Regions from separate parts of the Homo sapiens genome. Here region 1 is linked to region 2. Evidence: chromatin contacts called from ENCODE Hi-C data. All regions are on one chromosome and are shown on one strand. Each heading gives the region's core, a stretch centred on a gene start or an enhancer-like site at or near the end of the contact. The rest is flanking DNA. Distances are from core to core; before and after follow the strand shown. Region 1 has its middle 300 kb from the start of LINC00924. Region 2 has its middle 250 kb from the start of LINC00924.

The links. Hi-C counts contacts between places; a loop is a spot of excess contacts on that map. Pooled maps may share reads with other maps.
Region 1: a map of endothelial cell of umbilical vein shows a loop between it and region 2 (7-fold over the local background). The contact joins two enhancer-like sites. A Hi-C loop is called at or near these places in 1 of 168 maps with a recorded cell type or tissue (endothelial cell of umbilical vein) and 1 of 50 pooled maps.

The regions. Positions count from the first base shown.
Region 1 is chr15:95,732,036-95,737,061 of GRCh38, forward strand. No RefSeq gene overlaps it. Among named protein-coding and RNA genes, the nearest start is that of LINC00924, 300 kb to the left of the region's middle. Within about 2 kb of position 2,601, at least 2 of the 41 ENCODE cell types and tissues checked have a DNase peak (open chromatin) inside an H3K27ac peak, as active enhancers do.
Region 2 is chr15:95,681,967-95,687,425 of GRCh38, forward strand. No RefSeq gene overlaps it. Among named protein-coding and RNA genes, the nearest start is that of LINC00924, 250 kb to the left of the region's middle. Within about 2 kb of position 3,030, at least 5 of the 41 ENCODE cell types and tissues checked have a DNase peak (open chromatin) inside an H3K27ac peak, as active enhancers do.

The DNA.
Region 1 (5,026 bases), core at 1,351-3,850, 50 kb after region 2:
AGATGGTAACAGGATTTGGAGAACTGGATAGATTCTAAACAAAACGTGGAAGGAATACCTTTACCTTTGGTAATTGCTTGCTTGTGGAGGGTGGGGGTGAAGCAGAGGACAAAGATGATGTGAAAGTCTGGTTTGGGTCACAAATTAAATATGGTGTCACTCACTGAGATAAGGATGACAGGAAGAAAATTAAGAATAGGTTTTTATAGGAAAAAAAAAACTTCAGTTTGCAATATTTTCAGTTTGGGTATTTGTGGTTAATTCAAGAAGCTATGTCACCTGAGGGCATTTCCACAGGTTTCTGGAGAGAAGAGTAGGAATAATTGGAATTGATGATCTTGGTTAGTACTCTGTAAGGCATCACCATACAAGGGACTCACCATCAACTGCTGGTTACCACTCTCTGAACATAATACTCATCTTATAGATTAATTTAGGCGTTTTGACTTAAGTGTTAAATTCTGTCAGGATTACATGTGTTTATTACCTATCCCAAGTAATATACAAAACAATAGAAATTAAGACAAACCTTAGAAGTTCCATTACCTATATCTTCTTGCATCTCATGAAATAAGATCTATGTCACTAACCTCTGTTAAAATAACTTCTTAAAACTAACTTTTTAAGCTCTTTCATAAATTCTTTAAGCTAATCTCTTTGAAAAATTCTCCATTTATCCTAAACTGAGCCAGTTAATAAAAATGAGAAAAAATGAGAATTTGGAGAAAATTTCATGATGAGAACAGACTGTAGAGCTCAGTGGTATCTCACATTTTTCCAGCCCTTTCAAGTAAGGCTGATGCTCTTGCTAAATGTAAAATCCTATATTAATTTCCCATATCTTACACCACTGCATCGTTTCTGCAATCAGTAAAGTACTGGATAATTTAAAACACTAAAATATGCCATTTTTCTCATGCCAATAAACCAAAGAAAAATCCACTGATAGAGATGATAACAGTGTGAAGAACATGACAGGGAGATCAGAACAGAGGAAATAGCATGCTAATGACATTCAATATTCTCCCTGTGTGAAGTCATCAGCATTTTTATTGCAACTATTTCTCAGCATACACTATTAGAATTTATTGAGTCAATCTGTCTCCATCACCTGTGATATAATATATTTTATTCAATAAGATATGAAATAATATTTATCTTTCAACTCCAATGACTGGTTTTCAGGACAATAACTGCCTATCAACCAAGCATTACAAGAGTAGGAGAAGTTGTACATTTTAATATCTGACCTGAGAGTTGTCATTTTAGCATCTGCACATTTGGTATTAAGAAGGGTGCAGACTTCAAGAAATCACTCAGATTCAACAGTTATGGCAAAGGATGGCATCAAATTATGTTTTAAATCAGTAGCACGGTGAAGCATACTGCGTGAAGTTGAGGAAGGAAAAGAGTCGACTCTGAAGTTAACTCTACAAGACAGTTATACTAGAATCTCTATACCAGAAATAAGAATTAAGCTCACGACTGAGCTCATTCATCTCATAAAAAAAATGGGAAGGGAAAAAAATTTTTTTAATGTCTCAAATAGCCCTCATTTAAAATTGAGACAGAAATGAATCTGTAAGTTATGTTTTCAAGTTGTCTGTCTGAATCTGGGGCATTCAGGGAAGCACATTGTGTCTGATTTTCCATGTCAGCCACTTGGAAGGAAAACTAGACTGTTGATGGCTGCGTGGTTCTTTGGAGGGCGGCGTGTAGGTTTCAGTCAGCCACGCGATAGAATTAACCAAGTTCCCAACTTTCTGCACTGTTCAGCTCCCTGGTGGTCTGTCACCTCAGGTAATTTTGAGAAAAGAAAGAATTGAGTCTTTTATTCCCCTATGTGCTTTGATAAACATTTATTTCATATCCGCTTTTTTCCAGCTTTCCCCTCAGAAACCCCATGTCAACCTGTGACAAAGAGGTGTCACAGCACTGACATGATTGAGTTGGTATTTGGTGGTTTCACCTCAGAAACGAAGGGGTCCACAACTCCTGCTGGTAAAAAGCACTAATTCATCTGCTGTTAGCTTTACTCACCAGGAAGTCCCCTCTCCCAGTCAGAGAGCATAGAAGTGCACAGAAGCTACTTCCTGTCAGGCAGTTCATTGCTTGATTGTGTCAACTACTGCCGGCCTGCATGAGTGGGTCAGGCAGCAGGTAAAATACAGAAATATCTGCCTTCCAACAAGCTGTTGAGATGTCATCTCAACACGTGTCCTGGTGACACCATGTGTGCCCAAGGCAGCCATCTTTACCACTCTCTGCCTCCTTTTTTTTTTTTTAACTGTAGCCTGAGTTTTATTAAAATTAAACAAATTTAAAAAGTCAACTTTCTATGCCCCAACCTACATGTGCTTACTTATTTATTGCATATTAGAAGAAAGTGGAAAAATGTGGATGTTGAAATCATCGTATTTGAATTTGAATCCCAGTTGAGTTATTTACTGGCTGTTTCATCTTAAGTGAACTCCCTCTGAGCTGCATTCTCTTTATCATTAATGCCTGCATTTAAAGGCCCATGGTAAAGACAAATGAAATCATATATATAAAGGAATCGCCTCTCTGTGTGACTCATAAGTAGGTGCACTTGCTTTCCTCAGCGGGGGCAAAATGAAACAATTAAACTTTTAGGTTATATTATTCTCTCAAAAGAAAACATAGGAGAGTGCGGCTTGTTGGTTCATTTATTTACTTATTACTGCACAGGAAGAGGGAGACAGGAAGGAGGAAGTGTGGTCAGGAGAGATCATGCATTAACCCCATTGAGAATTGCTCTAAGTGTGTGTTTTGTGTATCCTACTTATATCTTCTTAGTGTCCCCATTTTAAAAGCACGTCCTTTCTTTACTTTGCCACTGCACAGGATGGTAACAATCAGATTAAAAGGAGTGTATGAGGTTTAAGATTTGTGTTGAAGCTTTACTGAAGTCAAAAGAAGGTGTTATATTCCCAGCTTAGTGGGAGAGTGCTTGGCACAGGAAACCTCAGCCTCAAATCCTTGGCTGTCCTCCATAGATTTGAGGTTGCTTTGTTGTGTGTGTGTACTTTTGTGTATTGGAGGGGAAGGGGAGGTGCTGGAATTGGGGTGTGACTTTGGGGAAAGTGAATGGAGTGGGGATATCTGATAAAGAGATGTGTGGGTTTGGATGAGTTCCCATTTTTTGTGCTCTGGCTTCAGGACTAGACAGTCATATGTACCAATGTTAGCTCTACCAATCGGAGCAGGTATTACTGTGGCCAAGTGCTTCAACCACAAGGCACTTGACTTATCTGTTGGTTGGGGAGAAGAATATCTATCTTATGGAAACTAAATGAGGAAATATATGTAAGGTACATGGAGCAGTGACTGTTCATCGCTCATTACATGTTAGTTTCCTTTTTAAAATGTGGCTTCTTACCTTATATCCTGATGTAATTGAATCAAGGAGAATGACACTGTGACATCTATTCCCCTTGCAAAAATGCTGAGCAATGAAACAGCCACTTTAGACCTTAAGCTTTCTCATAGACAATCTATCTCAAAACTTCTCTCCCATTAAATAAAACTACACTTCCTTGGACCATATGTCCTGATTAGATGTTCAAATGATATGGTTCTATGAAACCTACATGACACCCTTTATTGTATATGAAAATGAACAATCCAATTAATCATCAAGACTGAAGCCAGCTCCCAATCGCTCAGATGGCCCTAATGGAATGGTAGGTTATTGGATATTTATTTAATGAGTTATTGAGAACCTACAAAGTGCCAGACACTGTTCTAGGTGCTGGGGATACAGAAATAAATAAGATGTGAGAAGTCCCTGAACTTCAGAACTTGCAGGACAGTGATGGAACCATACAAACTATCAAATACCTGCACGAAGTGGTGTCTGGTCCTGATTAAATTCTAAGAAGAAAACCAAGGCAGGATACAGGGATAGACAGTAAAAGAGGGGAAAGGTCTACTATAGATAGGAATGGTCAAGGAAGTCGTCTTGGAAGAGGTAATGTATCTGAGATCTTAATGAGGTAAAGGAGAAATCCAGGCAATGAACTGGAGGAATAATATTTCAGAAAGAGAGGACAAACTAACCTGAGACAGGAGAAGACTAATACAAAGAATACTGTGGTTGGGGCTTGAGAGAGCCAACATATGAGGAAGAGAGATCTGTCAGGTAGGATATAGGTGATAGAGATGTATTAGTCCATTCTCACACTGCTATAAAGAACTACCTGAGACTGGGTAATTTATGAAGAAAAGAGGCTTAATTGACTCACAGTTTCACAGACCTAACAGGAAGCAGGCCTCAGGAAACTTACAATCATGGCTGATGGTAAAGGGGAAGCGAACACCTTCTTCACATGGCAGCAGGAGACAGAGAGTGAAGGGGGAAGTGCCACACACTTTTAAACCATCAGATCTCATGAGAACTCACTCACTACCACAAGAACGGCAAGGGGAAATCCACCCCCATGATCCAATCACCTCCCTCCAGACCCCTCCTCAAATTTGACATGAGATTTGGGTGGGGACACAAATTCAAACCATATCAAGAGATAATCAGGAACCAGAGAGAGCCAGGCAATGTAGACTGGGCTTAACAATGTGGATTTTATCCCAAGTGCAACATAAAGCCATTGCCAGGTTTAGAACCTGAGACTGCTGTTATCTCCTTTATATTTTACCAAAATTACTCTGGCCACTCCATGTAGAACTGGCTGTTAGGGAACAACGGTGTACACATTTCTGCTGTAAGCATTGTTTAGTCAATGCAGTGTGACTCAATGGTGAGCATGGACTGTGCAGCCTGCTCCTCACCAGTGGGCTGACTCTAGGCAAGGCACCGAACTTAGAGTCTTGGTGTTCACATACATAAATTGTGAGGAAGATGACCCACCCCCAGGACTATTCTGAGAAAGTAATAAAGGGCAAATGTGAAATGCTTGGCGGTGTGCCTGGAAAATAATAAGTGCTCAAAAGTGTTAATTCCTCCTTGCTCCTCATCTAATGACTCTTCAATTATTCAGCTACTTAAGGA
Region 2 (5,459 bases), core at 1,780-4,279:
TTTCACTTATAAATCTTAATTGGACGTAGTAACATTGCCAGCTCTCTTCTGCCTCTCAGCTTCCAAGTCTTTATGTCTATCCTTCTACAGGGCTATAAGCCAAAGCTTCCAGACAAATTGGATGGTATATTAGCAAGTTACCGAGTAATCCTTCCATGGAATCAAAGGACAGTAAGTAGACCCCCAAGATTAAAGTTCAAAAACTGAAAAACCTTCTTGGGTTTTAGGTTGGGTCTTTGAGATATTGACGTTTACACAAAGAGGTCATCATCATCTGATATTTGAGAAGGACTCTGGAGTCGGACCAAAGGCCTATTGAAAGATCCAAGCCACTGCAAATTGACTTGGCAGAGGAAGATCCTCTTGAATAGGAAAGAAAACCAGCACAGTGTCACTTGCAGCAGCAAACACCATATGCTTGACTCAGCATCCATTACTGGGGAGGTGACAGAGCCAGAGAAACACAAATCTGACAAGTAGGGCAATCCTTTGTCAATCGGAGCACAACATTTCTCTCTCTCAAATCAGTTTAAAGGACATGTTCTTTGCCAAGAAGCTCCACAGAAACCTGAAAATGTATGCTTTTATTATGATGGGTTTTCATTTCAATTTTGAAATTCTGGGACAACTGCTTAAAAAGGAAAAGAAAAGATGTGATAGAAGGGAAAGCACATTCAGCTAAGACAGGTTTCTTGTCAAGATCTAAAATATGTCAAGACACACTTCTGTCTTTCTTGAGGATAGAAAGTAATTGGGAGGGGAAGGAATACACAGAACCCTTGAATGAGACTTGCTGTTCCTGGCTGCTTAGACTTTAGAGAATAATGAAAAATAAATTTACTGTTGGCTAAAATGTTTGTGAAAATGGGCATTGTATTTCAGGGGATTTCAAAGCTGTAATGAATAAATAAGATTAGTTTCATCATGAAAGCAGTAGTTTTTAAGGGAATTTTGAATAAATCACATGAGCAAGAAAATAGAAGTATGATTTGAGAATTTAAATTATACATTTTTTTGAATGAGTGCAGTAGCAGAGTAACAGTGAAACAGCTTGAGAAAACTTTTTCTCCTCCTTTTCATAGCCCCTGAACCAAATGATAAAATAATAAATTAAAGTATATAGAATTAAACTTAATAATAAGTGGAAGTGGTTTTATAAAGATAAGGGAATTTCAGAAAATGCAAGACATATTTATCAAGAGAATATATGTTGTATATAACATTGTATTTGATACTTTTTTGATTGATTACATTTGTTAAGTTATAAAATACCTTTTCATTGAAATAAATCAAAGTTGTATATAGGAAAATGTCCATATTCCCCTCCTCACCTTTAACCCTACCCCTCTGGTAATCAGTACTAACAACATGGAGTGTATCCCTTCACATTTCATCTTGATAACCAATAAAAATGTTTTAATTATTCTTAGACCAAACTTGGAATTCATTGCAAACATGAATCATGTATGATTGAACTATGTACCTTAGTAAATAAATAATAATCAAAATAAACAGATGAATTAATGAATGTTTACCACTGTTTGATGATTAAATGTCTTGAGGCAGGATATTGCATCTTATTCATCTCTATATGCTAATTAACTATAACATCACCATGCAGTAGTGTGGAGTCTATTCATTTTTCTTGAACTGTTGAATAAATACATGAAGAGTGATCTTCAATCCTAAATTGGCTAATTACAGGGGGAAGTAAGAAAAGAAACAATAAAATGAGTAAAGAGCATAAGGAAAAGAGATAAAGTGTGAGAGAAATAGTGAGGAAAAAAGAGAGATGGAGGAGGAAGAAAAGAGAAGTAGAGGAAGATAAAGAACAAAAGAGACCTGAAGAGAAAGCCCCAGGGTTAGAAAATGCACATGGTAGCAGGAAAGAAAGGAGAGCCCAGAAACAGAGTGCATTTTCCAAGTCTCAGTAGTCTACCTGTCAAAAGCCATTCTTAACTCATCTTACTTCCTTTTCCTCCAAATCGAATCACTGAGAATATCTCAGATGTTTGGCCCATACTTTCCCTTTCTTAACCAGCCTTTTCACTGCATTTTCCTACTTAACCACAATTTATTATGTACATAGCCGTTGAATTAATTTTCACTGCAATGCTGTTTAAATCTTAACATTTACTGCTAAAACTAGTTTTATGTATTTATCATGCTTAATAAATTCAAACTCATTATCCCCAAGTTTAAGACACTCTATAAGGTGCCCTGTTTATCTTCTGAGTCTTTTCACCGGTCTAGCCAATATAGCTAGGTTGTCATGTGTCTAACATAGTGTATAAGTTCCCGTTTCAACTGCATCTTACCCAACACAGACTGTTCTTGCCCCAATCCATTCAATGCAGTGCCAATCATTATTCTGCAGCTGTTAGTGAGTGCTTCTTTTGAATGCCAAGAATGTTAATAACATTAATTCTAAAGTACAATGACATGTAGCTAGCTATTACGGACGCATTCTCTTAAAACTTCATGAGTGTGTGATTGCTCCCTTCATTACTTGAAAGATTATATGATGCACCTACACTGTGCCATGGAATAATGTTTAAAAAAAAATAGTTCCTACCTTCACAGAGCCTGAAGTCTAGTGAAAATGATGAGTAAATACAATAATGCATTATGATTACTAACAACAAGAGAAAAAAGGTGCCCCCAGAGAGAAACCAATACATATGGTATAATGGTAATAAACTAAAACAAACTTTACAAATTTTACGATATTTTGGGAGGAATTTCTATTTGACTGTAAACCTAGTTGAGTTGTACTGGGAAATATAACCAGTGACTAATTCATGTTATGTCTTATGATAGAGGTCTTGAAAGAGGTCAAAGATATTTTTTATTATGCCACACCATCTGCTTCTTATCTCAGGAACCCAGAGTTTGTTTCTTTTCTGCACAAGGAGTACTTTTTGAGGCTACTAGAGTATGTTTTCTCTTTTATCTTTTGAAATTACTTTCCGAGTTCCAGAAAACAGCAGTCAAGGAAACAGCATTGCTGATTAAACATTAGATCATTGGAGTTGCAGCACTCATGGTGCATGTCACTCTTTGCAAAAAACACCATGTACATGACTCAGCATCCCAGAGCAACAAGGTGAGGCAGTCAGAAAATATCCTGACCCCAGGGATCTTCTTTCCAACTATTTTAATATCCACTGGCTATTCTTTGAGGAATCTTTGATTACTATGGTTATTGTAAAATTATCAATCTTGTTAATATTGGCCTTTCTGATGGATATGGGCTCTTCATTTATTGTAATTTTCATTGGCATTTTCAGATTTCAGATTATATACAGTAAATTTTGATATAATTGTTGGTCATTTCAGTAGCCTCTTCTTTGAAATGCCTGTTTGAGATTCATGTCCATTTCTTTAAAAATGTTATTTATGTTTTATTTCAACAGCTTTAGGTGGTTTTGGTCACATGGATGGCTTGTATAGTGAAGAAGTCAGGGCTTTTAGTGTACCATCACCCAAATAGAGTACATTGAACCAAATAGGTAATTTTTCATCTGTTATGTCCATTTTTTTTTCTTTTTTTTTTTTGAGACAGAGTCTCACTCTGTTGCCAGGCTAGAGTGCAGTACACTATTTCGGCTCACTGCAACCTCCGCCTCCCGGGTTCAAGCGATTCTCCTACCTCAGCCTCCCGAGTAGCTGGGACTACAGGCGCAGGCCACCACGCCCAGCTAATTTTTCTATTTTTAGTAGAGACAGGGTTTCACCATGTTGACCAGGATGGTCTCAATCTCTTGACCTCATGATCTGCCCACCTCGGCCTCCCAAAGTGCTGGGATTACAAGCATGAGCCAATATCAGATCATATGTCTTTAAAAATATGATTCTTTAGTGAGTGATGTTTGTTTTGAACAGTTTCTTCCTTTCTGCACTTTTTATTTCTAGTGTTTATATTGATGAACAGAAATATACTGACATATTAACTTTTTTCATATCAATTTTTTCAAATTTTTGGTTAAGGCTTTTTCTGTCCTGTTTAGGAATTCCTTCCCATTATTCCTAATATTACATTTTTAAAGCTGTATTGTTTAATCTTTCGTGTTAACATCTACAATAAATCTACAATCCTCAAGAAGGCTAAAAAAAAAAAAAACCCAATGCGGTAAAGATTCACCTAAAGAAAATAGAAAAACCGTAAACAACAAACTCAAATAAAGTATAATAAAGGCTATAATAAAATAAAAAGATAAATTAATTATATAGAAAGCTGAAATACAGTAGAGAAGATGAAGATGAATAAAAACAAAAATTGATTATTTGAAGACAATAAAATCGAAAAGACAAGATAGGAAATATCAAGAATAAAAATAAGAACATCACCATAGATTCTGAGCCGTTAAAATGATTATAAAATGATATTATAAGCATGTCTAGTTAATAAATTTGAATTGACACAAGACAAAATAGACCATTGGCAAAGTCCTATAACTACTAAATTAAACAGATAATTTAAAACCTTTCCTGGTCTTCTTGTGCTCATTGAAACACCTTCACCACCTAACGTGGAACTCCAATTATTCTAAATGCCCAATAACTATTTTATAAGTGGCTAACTGGCTTTTTAGAACAATTGCATCTATAGTTATTGGGAGTGTAAGCAATATTGTGGAGGGAAATAGGACAGTAAAGAATGAAACTTTCAAAAATGCTTGTATTATTTGATAAACCAATTCCTTTTATAGGAATTTATCCAAAAGAGGTTGCCAAAAATGTACAAAATATGTGTCCCTTTAAAAATATCATTATAAAATGTAAGCGAGCTCAGTGTCCAAAAACAGAATACAATGTATTTTATATAATATTGATCAGAAAATATTAAATTTATGTCTCATTCAAACAAATCTTTAGAAAGTCAAAGTTCAGCTTGCCACTAGCTCCATCTGTCTGGATGCACTGTATAATTGGCCAAGATGTCTCTCAGACTTAAGGGTGGATTTTCCAATGACCTAGTATATTATCAACTGCCCAGCCACATCTTAACTATAGAGATATTACAAATAATAACTACCTTTTTGTTACACAAGGAAAGAGAATGAAATTTTATTTTATATTTTAATTTTCCTCATTAAAATCTATGCATTTCTTTTTTAAAAAGTAGGTTTGAATCTGCTCTGAATAAAAGCAGTATACATATTACATAGAATTAGACTTAAAAATTTATAAATAGAATTGAATATGTTGGAAGTGATGCCATTAGATCTGGTGACTTTAACAGTGTGAGATCAGCCCCTGGATCTCTCCCCGCTGGACATCTGATTTTTATTACATCCCTTAGCTCTCTACCTCCTTGCCTTCACTGCCTCATGTTTGGAGTATGTTGTGTGACCTCAATACATTCCTGTGATAAGATTATGTCATATAAGTATGCATATGATACTTATATGATAGCAGATCATATGCATATAATGGACTAATGTGCATATAATTTA